Regions from separate parts of the Homo sapiens genome. Here region 1 is linked to region 2. The links are chromatin contacts, found by Hi-C or POLR2A ChIA-PET in ENCODE. All regions are on one chromosome and are shown on one strand. Each heading gives the region's core, a stretch centred on a gene start or an enhancer-like site at or near the end of the contact. The rest is flanking DNA. Distances are from core to core; before and after follow the strand shown. Region 1 holds the start of PNRC1 (proline rich nuclear receptor coactivator 1). Region 2 holds the start of DOP1A (DOP1 leucine zipper like protein A).

The links. Hi-C counts contacts between places; a loop is a spot of excess contacts on that map. ChIA-PET counts read pairs that join two places held with the same protein, here RNA polymerase II (POLR2A). Pooled maps may share reads with other maps.
Region 1: a loop to region 2 is called in a map of CD8-positive, alpha-beta T cell, with 14 times the contacts of the local background. The contact joins the promoter of PNRC1 here to the promoter of DOP1A in region 2. A Hi-C loop is called at or near these places in 1 of 168 maps with a recorded cell type or tissue (CD8-positive, alpha-beta T cell) and 3 of 50 pooled maps. POLR2A ChIA-PET finds 5 or more read pairs at or near these places in 1 of 52 experiments (T-cell).

Annotation. Positions count from the first base shown.
Region 1 is chr6:89,077,982-89,083,235 of GRCh38, reverse strand. PNRC1 (proline rich nuclear receptor coactivator 1) reads right to left here and starts at 2,485. Exons shown (of 2, transcript NM_006813.3): 1 at 1,802-2,485. The coding sequence starts at 2,341. It overlaps PNRC1-DT (PNRC1 divergent transcript), which reads left to right and starts at 2,656. Exons shown (of 1, transcript NR_187250.1): 1 at 2,656-3,074. RefSeq lists enhancers at 812-1,772, 3,291-3,380 and silencers at 1,681-2,060, 2,451-2,600, 2,651-2,860.
Region 2 is chr6:83,064,615-83,070,265 of GRCh38, reverse strand. DOP1A (DOP1 leucine zipper like protein A) reads right to left here and starts at 2,595. Exons shown (of 39, transcript NM_015018.4): 1 at 2,487-2,595. It overlaps UBE3D (ubiquitin protein ligase E3D), which reads left to right and starts at 4,425. Exons shown (of 10, transcript NM_198920.3): 1 at 4,425-4,624. The coding sequence starts at 4,548. RefSeq lists a silencer at 2,097-2,366 and enhancers at 2,537-2,686, 2,717-2,786.

The DNA of each region.
Region 1 (5,254 bases), core at 1,236-3,735, 6.0 Mb before region 2:
ATCGCTCAAGCTCAAGGAGTTCGAGACCAGCCTGGGCAACATAGCGAAACCCCATGTCTACTACAAATATAAAAATCAGCCCGGCGTGGTAACACGCGCCTCGGGAGGCTGGCTGAGGCGGGATCCCTTCAGCCTGGGAAGGGGAGGATGCAGTGAGCAGAGATCGATCGTGCCACTGCATTCCAGCCTGGAGTGCGATAGAGGCAGACTCTGTCTCAAGAAAAAAAAAACAACAAAAAACTTAAATTTCCCTTGACTTTTAAGTTCACTCTTGTTCGCCACTAAAAATGCAGTTAATCACCACTGCTAGTTACCAGTATGCAACGTGAACCAGTTCTAAAATGTCAAACTAAAAAAAGTCTGAAATAACCCAAGTCCACCTTTCTACAACTGTAAGGAAGACTAATGAGCTCTCTTCCAAATACGAGTGCCAGAAACAATCTTTGCTGTGTACCTCCTTTCTGGTTTAGTAACTGCTTCAAGAACGCTGCTTCACTCACCTTAATCTTTCCCAACTTAAGTGGGCCTTATAGGAAGTCTTGAAAGGATGGAAAAGCGTAAGGTAATCCACTAGATCACTGCACTACCAACACTTGTAACGCGGTAGTAAGCAAGACACGACACGAAAGAGGACCACAACTTTCCACGTCAATAAGGTTCACTGCCAGAGCTCCCTAGTTAGTACCTGTTCTAGAAAACAGGCCAGGAAACAAGCACAAAAGCTTTTAGGTAATCACGGATATTTCAAAAGTCGTGGAATTTTAAAAGGGAGACATTGAGACGATAATTTAAAGAAACAAGGTGGGCAAATTTTTTCCCAAGGGCACAGATAAACCGCAAATCTCTAATTCAATGCAACATTCTTCACTAAATAACGGGAACTTTTTCATTTCATTATTACGAAGATTAAGTCATTGAACTTAAGTCCATAAAACGTTATTCTGACAAGACTTTGAAATCATTTCGTAGACTTAATCCTATTTAAACTTCTATCCATTTTATCCTAATGCAATAGCACTGCAATCAGACGGGCTAAGTCAATTCAATTGCTAACTCTTCTGAAAACTTACTCTGGACACACTAACACGAAGTACCACAGTGGCAAAAGTAATAAAATCAGTTTTGTGCGGCTCCTGCCAACTCTTAACTTGGAACCACTAAGTAGGTCAGGCCCGAGGCGGGCAGAGCCCCAACTGGACTGCGCGTCCCACACCGGGCACCTCACATTTTGGCACAACTCCAACCAAACGAAACCCAGCCGCTCGGAGCCCACTCCACCCCCTACGGCGGGACGTTAGAGGCCGTCTCCGCGTTTCACCGACTAGGACTGGGGCTCCCGATAGCCGGGAGGCCGAAAGCCGGGCCCAGTCCTTCCCCAGCTGCCCCCACCCGGCCTCGCCTCCTTCATGGGCGCCGGAGCGCCGGGCACGTAGCGCGCGCTGACGTCAGCCCTCCCGCGGGCCCTGTCCCTGCCCCCACCCCGCCGCGCGCCCGGAACGCCGAAACCCCCTGGAACGCCGCCAGCCTTCTAAATCGGGGCTGTTGCTGGGGCGCAGCGGCGCTTCTCATTGGCCGACTCCTGGGAGCCAATCAGAAGCGCCAGCGCATGCCTCCCCTTCCCCCTTCTTCCCCCAAAGCAAGAATGGAGCGGGCGTCACGGAAACTTCCCTCCCGAGTAAACAGCCGCCCCCCCCACCCCGCCCCCACCCGCCCGACCCCCCGGGTGCAGGGTCTGCAGCCCCAGAGCTCGGCCGCGACCGTCTAAGGGCCCGACTCCCCAACGGCCCCCTGGCGGCCTCACCTCTTTCCTGAGGGGGGTTTGGCCGGGAGCCGCGGGCCGCAGCGGGGCAAGGTCGGGGCTGGCTCCCTCCGTGCCGGCTGCGGCTGCAGGACTCGGGGCCAAGGCGGCGGCCGGGCCCGGGACCTCCTGCGCTCCGCTCGGGCCGGTCGCGGGGCTCCGGCCGCCCTCCAGACTCGGCCGGTGCTGCTGGTACTGGTGGAAGCGGCTGGGCAGCTGCCCTGCGGGGCTGGCCCGCACCTTCTTCTTTCGCCGCTTCTTCGGCGCTGCCCGAGGAGTGCCTCCCGCCACGGCGAGGCTGCGGTTGGGCAGAGCTGCTGGAGCGCGAGGCTGGGGGGTCAGACACGGGCCATCTCCCCCTAGGAAATGAGGGAGGAAGAGGGTCGGGGGCAGTGCCCGGGGGTCCGGGATCCGGGGTAAAGGAGGCGGAGCCGTGGTCACCATCGGGAGGGCCCCAAAGTAACCTCGGGAGGAAAAGCCAAGCGGCGCAAGGCGGCCACCCAGGACGAGCGGCTCCCGCTGCGGGACGGAGACGACAGTCATAGCGCTAGGAAGCTTGTCGCTCAGCAACGAAGAGAGAAGGAGAAGGTGAATGAAGCCAGTGAAGATAGGGTGGCGGCGATGGATGCTGCTAGGAGAGCCTGAGAAGATCGCGGAACATGACTCGGGCGGTGGCGGCGCAGCAACAAATAGCCACAGCCCCAGCTCCGAGTGTTGTTATCGGAAGCTCCGCCCCGCGCCCGCCCACTTTCCTGCGAAAGCCCAATTAGAGTGCGACAAGGCAGGCCACGCCCCCTCGCTCCGCCTCCGCAGCTTCGGGTAGACACACACAAACAACCAGCTTGCTGCAGCCTGGCACAAAGAGGGCGCACTGCGCAGGCGCTGCCAGCGAGCTCTTTTGGGAAGAATCGGTCCCGCGAACAATGAAATTGGGTTTCCGCCCCACCCTCTTTACTCCTCCCCAGCACGCCCCTGCGCTTCGCCGGGCTAGGGAGTGGTGGTACTGAAATGTCCCGGCGGAGTTTGTTGATGGGGGTGGGGAAGGGAGGGGGCAGGGGGAGGGCGGCAGGAAGAACGGGGGCTGGGAAGAGGGGATGACTTTGGCAAGGCCACGGTTGCCTCCTCCGCTGCTGACCTTGGGGAAGTATCCGTTTTATTTTCAGCCCAACATAACAGCGTTATCATTTTAAAACAAAGATTTCTAAGTACGCTGTAAGGATTTCTTCCCTAGCAATCGTGAAGAAAATCAGTCTACATTTAAATTTTATCTACTGAAGTATGGCTCACGATTCTTTCATTTACTTGGTTCGGCATCGCTGCTTATTAGTCTCGGTGATCAGAGTAAAAATCAAAGTGACTTACTGATTGAATTAGCCCCTCGATGTATAAAAAGTTCTCCGTAAATCCATAAATGGAAGTTGGAGTTTTTACTGATTTCATACTTGAAGGATTGTGAGACTTTGGGATCAGAACATTGTGCCTGGTTACTTGAGGAGGCGGCAAGCCGGCTTGCGTCTCAAAGGGAGAAAGTGAAACAGCTCTGCAACATAGAGTATTTTGTTAGCTGCGCGTAAATAGAAATTTTTCGCGATCTCCCCGCACTGCTCAACCACAAAAAAGAATTGTGGCCATAATTTATCAAGCATTTATGTTCCAGGAACTGTTCTTTACATAGATTGTCTCACTTTAACCTCACAACAACCCTTACGAATAGGTACTAAGAAAAATAGATCAGACCTCAGCTCTGCGAAGTAGGCAGGCTGTCATTCTCTTCCTTTCACTACTAATGCCTGGGGCAATTGTTTAAAGGCATTTTGTTCCTGATTAGCTGCCTACGCATTATCTTTAAGTTTCTGAAATTTAAGATACAAAGAACAATGTATAGCTAGTCAAGAGCCCACGATATTTTAATGTAAATTGGTAAACAATTTAGGAGCTGCCTCTTTTCCTTTAAAAACCTACTTGTAACTTGCTAATCCGAGTGTATATTCAGGGCAGCTTGAATCTATGGTCCTGGGTTGCAGTCCTCAAGCTTGGCCTGATTTTGCCTCAGCTTCTTTTTGGAGGGACAGTACTGTATTTTATTCCCATTTTACAGCTGGGGAAACAGGCTTAGAAAGGCTAAAGGACTTGTCAAAGATCAAACGGTAAGTTAACATCAGAATTTGATCTCCAGTCCAGGTACTGCAAGACAAAAGTTTTAATTTTTTTTTTTTTTTTTTTGAGACGGCGTGTCACTCTGTGGCCAGGCTGCAGTGCAGTGGCGCCATCTCGGCTTACTGCAACCTCCGTCTCCCTGGTTCAAGAGATTCTCCTGCCTCAGCCTCCCTAGTAGCTGGGATTACAGGCACCCGCCACGCCCAGCTAATTTCTGTATTTTTTAGTAGAGACGGGGTTTCACCTTGTTGGCCAGGATGGTCTTGATCTCCTGACCTCGTGATCCGCCTGCCTCGGCCTTCCAAAGTGCTGGGATTACAGGCGTGAGCCACCGCGTCCAGCCCTGCCACACTAGATTCTACATTATTAGAAGACCACAGTAATCTTACACTTCTGTATCCTCACCGCCTCTACAATAGTTTTCAGCTTTGGAGTAGTAAGCAATTAGTAAGCAATGAAACGTTTTATGATTGATGGCAAAGTTGGACAGATTGCATATCCAGAAAAATGCTTCCCAATCACTTTATAAACTTTTTTTTTTTTTTAGACGGGGTTTCTTTCTGACACTCAGATTGGAGTGCAATGGCATGATCTCGGATTACAGCAACAGCCGCCTCCCAGGCTCAAGAGATCCTCCAACCCCAGCCCCCCACGCCCCTGAGTAGCTGGGACCACAGGCACACACCACCACTCCTGGCTAATTTTTTGTGTTTTTAGTGGAGACAGGGTTTCACCATGTTGCCCAGGCCGGTCTCAAACTCCTGAGCTCAAGCCATCTGCCTGTCTCAGCCTCCCAAAGTGATGGGATTACAGGAGTGAGCCACCAAACCCAGTCAACCTTATAAGCTTTTAAAACTACATTTCAGGCCAGGCGTGGTGGCTCACACCTGTAATCCTAGCACTTTGGGAGGCCGAGGCGGCTGGATTACCTAAGGTCAGGAGTTTGAGACCAGCCTGGCCAACATGGCGAAACCCTGTCTCTACTAAAAATATAAAAATTAGCTGGGCATACAGGCTAATGTGCCTGTAATCCCAGCTACTAGGGGGGCTGAGGCAGGAGGATCGTTTAAACCTGGGAGGTAGAGGTTGCAGTGAGCCGAGATCATGCCACTGCACTCCAGCCTGGGCAACAGAGCAATACTCCATCTCAAAAAACAAAAAAGAAACCAAAAAAACTCCATTTCATTCCAATTGCTGAATTTTACTCATTTTTGTTTCTGCAACATGTAATGCATAGTAAGTGCTCATGTTCATTGGATGGATGGGAATCATGGACATCCAGAGCTGTAAAAGAATCTA
Region 2 (5,651 bases), core at 1,346-3,845:
AATATTAGCTTTATATTTCTACTTAATAGTTTTATTCCAGGGAGATAATTTACCTGAATTAACGCTTATCTATTAAAATTACATGTTCTCTTCCCACCTCTCCTATCTGCAAGCAAAATTGTGCATTAACAGCATTCACCCTAAGAAAGTAATAAAGAATGAACAGAATATCCACACTGGTGGTGTACTAGTGACACTTAACAGACTTTAGCAAAACAGTTTAAGATTGTGTTCAGCACACATCCTGTTTGTAAAGCAATTTAGAAGTAACTGTCTCAAAATTTGTGTTTTAGCCTTTAGCTCTTTTCCATGATATAAGCTCTTAAAATAGGTAGTTATTACACAGTAAGCACATTTTGGGTGGCTTCTACCATAATTTCATTTTAGGAATGCATGACTATAAGGAGAAATCATCACAGCAAAAGTGATGCCATTATCAACAAGTCTTCACTTGTTGGAACCTCAAAATGCCATTTTGAATAAAATCAATAACTACACTCCACCATCAAATTCAAAACATGAATTATGGTTTTAAAAAAGTCAAAAAACCAGAAAGAATAAGATAAGTCTTCTGCCAATAATTAAAGCATTAAGACTCATGGGAACTTAAGTGTATCATTAATATTTTACTAAGAAAAATATAATTTTTTTTATACAAGTGAGTTGCCACTAGATCTTCATGCTCCAAAAAGTTTAAAATGACAGCCAAAAAATAAGCCTAATGCATGGACCTTTACAGTTGAAGAGGACTCAGCTTAAGTACAGCAGTTTTTAAATTTATATTCTATGTAATTATATTCTAAGAGTTGTTAACCATTTGGCCATGAGAAAATAGATCAGGTAAATTTGGGAATGCTAGGATAACCTTCTGGAGATTTACATGTATCAGCATAACAGTAAAGGTTTTGAAGAGTCCTGCCTTTATAAGCAAAAAAGTTAAACCTAGTTTAACCTAGTGTGCTCCCAAATTATTTGCCATTGAACACTGCTTTGGGGAAAGTAAGCCTATTAAATGGTTTTAGAACACTGTTCTGGGGGAAACATCAGTTTGGAAAACCCTGGTCTTTTCAAATTTCCTTAAACAATGACAAAACCGAAGCCTGGAGATCACACCTGGTTAGTAGCAGATTAAAGCACTTGAATCTAATCTCTTCATTCCCAGGCCAGAGCTCACTCCTTTACTTTAACTACAAAATAGGACTTCTTTGAATGTATACAAACATTTAACTGACAACACTTACCTTACATTTAAGATTTGGGTTATGGTGTCACATTTTCTGGTTTGTGTATTAAATCAGGTGTTTTTAGTTCCTTCAGCACTAGGTACCTAATAATCAAGCCCACGTGGAGATTTGCTACTGCTTAACAATTACAGAGAATGATTTAGTTATCAGTTGTGGCCGAAAGTAATCACTAAAATAAAGCATTTAGACTACTCGTGGTTTTAATTTACTCATAACTTCAGTCGGCCCACCTAAATCACTGTGTTATCTATCAGGTGGTGAGTTACTTAGCACATAATGCCGACGTATGTTATTCACTGTAGACCATATTAATACCCACAAACAAAATTAAAATGTGAGAACTTATGTCTGCATAGACAATGGCCAACAACATCAAAACAGATTTTTCTCTCTCTACAGTTCAGGGCCTATTTGTCAGGCAAACAGTTTCCTACATTTTTGGTAATTATCATTTTTTTTGACTGCTTTAGCTGGAGTCGAAGTCATTTTCCCAATCTTTACATTTCTCAAACGCCATAGAACTCTAAGATAGTGTAAAAATGTTCAAACACAATTTACTTAGCTTAAGAAAAATAGTTGTGTGCCATTCCCCGCCCCCCTCAGGGTACAGGAATGGAGGAGGCCCGAACAAGTGACTATTGTTATGTTGCAACTTTAAAAGGCTTAGGAATCAAAGGTGATAATTGTTAACAACACCCGTTTGACTCTTCTGACTTCCTCTTAATAAACTTCGGTACTCCTTTCTAAGCCCCACGGAGAACATGAACCATCGCGGGCCTACGTGTCTCCTCAATGCTAAAAGAACCCACCAGCCGAGAAGGCACAACGCCTCGATTCCTTCAACAAAGAGGGTACTCCGCACGCCTCCATCGCACAGGTGCGACCTCTGCCCCAGCCTTGCGCACCGCTCCGCCCCAGCAGGGGAGGCTCGGGACCTGTCCCCGGCTCCCCGGCCCCGCCTCCGGCCTCCCTCACCTGGGGCCGCCCTCGCGCCTCTGCCCGGCCCAGGCCCCGGCCCCAGCCCTGGCCCTCCAGTCCCCGCGCAGCTCCCGACTCCCCGTAAACCAGAGGGCGGCCGACCAGCTTCGCAGCTCCTGGCGGGGCCGGAGCGGCAACACCCCCGACGCCACAGCAGTCAGACTCGCAAGGCGTCCCCGCGGCTCAGGACCTAGCCGGGCCGAGAAGGATGCTCGGAGCCGGCTACCAGCCTAGCGGCCGCACTGGGGGCAGGGACGCTTTTACCTGCTGCTGGCTCGGCCGCTTCTCGCCGGCGCAGCTCTCCTGGCAACCACGGCAGCTACACCGAGACCGGGAGCCGAAGGGCCTAGTGACAGCTCCCAGAGTGCACCGTGCTCGCGCCCACGCCGGCGTCGACGTCTGAGGCCTTCGATCCCCGCCCCCGATCGGCTTCCTGCCTCCCGGCGCTAGCTGTTGCCACAGCGCCCTCAAGTGGACTGTCGCGGGAAGCGGCCATGGCTACCAATTTCAGGAGTGGCTAGAAAGGGGGTTAGCAGATGTTTTCATTTGAAGAGATAATAGGAACTGAAAACAGCTTTTAAATATTATTTGAATAGTTTCTCAATATTTCATATGAGTAACCTGCATCCCAGAGAGGTTAGGAGACTTGTGAAGTTAGGAGACAAGTAGTTGGTGTCAGATTTGGAACTATTTTGAGTCTAGAGCTCTATCAATCATATCTAGTTACTCCAAGGTAAATTGCACCGTTTTGCCAACACCATACCGTAAAAAAATGAAAGTTTTTACAAATACGTAACTAAATATATAAAAATCTTTTAAGCTAACAAAACAATTATAAAGAGTAAGTTGTGCTACGGAAGTTGTATATTTCAATATAATGTGTCAATATTTAAGCATTCAATAGCCTCGGGTACTAAAGGTGGAAGATATGAAGAGTTGAAATCATCATCCTTCAAATAGATGAATTATTTGAGACCAAATAATAGTAAACTTTATTTTTTTAAGTGAGTTGTTGCTTCCATCTATAACTTCAAATTATTGTGATAGATATAATAATTTGTGCATCAACATAATAAACTTTAATCACCCCAAATACTGATTTTAGAAAAATTGTCAAGCTATTATCTTAAAATATATGACAGGATTTATTTATTTAGAATTTATTTATGGTTTAGGCTGGGCATGGTGGCTCACACCTGTAATCTCAGCACTTTGGGAGGCCAAGGTGGGCGGATCTACCAAAAACAGAAAAATTAGCCGGGCATGGTGGCGCGTGCGCCTGTAATCCCAGCTACTCGGGAGGCTGAAGCAGGAGAATCGCTTGAACCCAGGAGGCAGAGGTTGCAGTGAGCCGAGATCGCGCCACTGCACTCCAGCCTTGGCGACAGAGCGAGACTCCGAAAAAAAATAAATAAATAAAAGCAGCTCCTTGTTTTTAAGAAGCCCTATTGTAATTCTACCCGGTCTTATATTTTAATAGTTCTTCATTATAAGTATTTACATTATACCAGGTTCTTTACTGTGTCAAACTTTTCAAAACTATCTTCTGGTAGTAAACTTCTCCAACTTCTCTTAGTTTTTACTTTTGTGAAAGTGAATAGTGGAGCTGTACATACGTAATCATTCTCATCTTCCTTTTTTACCCCCTAAAAAATGGTTAGTCCTGATAGACTTCAGCCACACTCTTCTGCATTAGGTAACAAAGAACTTCCTTATATTTTTGCACCTGTTTCAATTTTGGAGCTATCCTGTCTAAGTTGAGAAGCAATGGCAAGTCAATTCTTGAAAATTTTGTCGCTTTAGATAGAGGCTAACAAACGACCCTTGTTCATAAAGAGACCAAGATAAAGTGGGTTTGGGGCCGGGAATTCTGTTCTTGCATCTCCTGGGGACAAAGCCCACCTGTAACACTTGCCTCCATCATCTCCCTCCCTTCGAGCTAGCCAAAGGTGTGAACCCTGGGTCTGATTTTTATGGTCATTTCCAGGGATGCTAACGCGCCAAGTCACGCTCATAAGAAGCAGAGTGGGGCGATAGCTAGCCTCTCGCCGCCCACCTTTCTCAGCACTCTGGGCCAAAGCCTGGTTTTGAAAATGCGCGCCCCGCCCCGGCCTCCGGGGTCACGCGCCTTCTCGGTGGTGCACTCTCCGGCCGGCAGGTGGCGCTGTGAGCTGGTAGGCGGCGCCAGCCCTGCGATCTGGCACAGGCGCCTGCGCCGCAGCGGGGCTGCCGCTGGTTGGTCCGCACGTGGAACCTCTCCTGGTCCTGTTGACCCGGGCCCCTCGGAACCTCCAGCTTGGTCCGGTCTGGGACTGGAAGCCTGCCATGGCGGCTTCTGCGGCGGAGACGCGCGTGTTTCTGGAGGTGCGGGGACAGCTGCAGAGCGCGCTTCTGATCCTGGGGTAAGAACTGGGATTCTAGGCGCAGTGCCCAGCTCGCTTTACTGCTGCCCGGGGGTCGGGGGCTGGTGAGTCTCTCTCTGTACGAGGGATTTTGAGTTTCTTCTTTCCAGTTGCGTAGAGCCTCTCGATCACTCAAAGTGAAGCTTTCCCCTGTAGTCGGCTCCGCCACTCCCACCCCTACTGACAGTGTGGGTATCTTTGGGGAGCTTTTTAGAAATTCAGGGTCTCAGCTCCACACCAGACTTATGGAATCAAAACTTATATTTTAACAAGATTTCCAGGAATCAAATGCACATTAAAATTTGAGGAACAGTGATGTAAAACACTGTTGGCAGTGCCCGGCGTTTCCAACAAAACAATGCAAAAAATGATTTGTCTGTCTCTCTTCGGGATCCTCCTTACTGGATCAGTTCCTATGTGAGCTTCTTGTTTTGTAAATAACCTCGGGTCTTTTCGTCCAAAACTGCTCTTTGCAGAGAAACCACACAATCATTCAATAAACGTGAGTTTAGTGAACCACTAAGACAGGTTGTAGACTTCTTACTGGAGCTCGTTCATTTATTCATATTCTTCCTTCCAGTGAGAACGTCAAACTTGTTATTCGCTACACAAATAACTTTTAGGAAAAATGTTCTCTATTTTGTTTGACAGCAGTTTTAATGATTTGTGGTCCCCTTGTCTATTCCTTTGTGATCGCTGTTTCAAAGAGAGTAAGTTAGAAGTTAAAATCCTGAGAATGGTATTACACGGTGCCACAGGTAGATTGATGCTTAATTTTTTCCTCTTCCCTAAATCTGCCAGATATCTGGTGTGGCAATTTGGAATATGGCGTGAGAACTGAGTTCAAATGCTAGCTTCCTCACGAAATTAGAATAATTTAATCTGAATTTCTTCAATCTTGAAATGGGAATAATAGTACTCTGAATGTATTTCTTTTTCTCTTTCAAAATTTATGAATTTGGACAAATATCTCCAATTCTGGTGCACCTTGTAGAGTAATTAGGAACCCAAACCCTACCAAAATAAA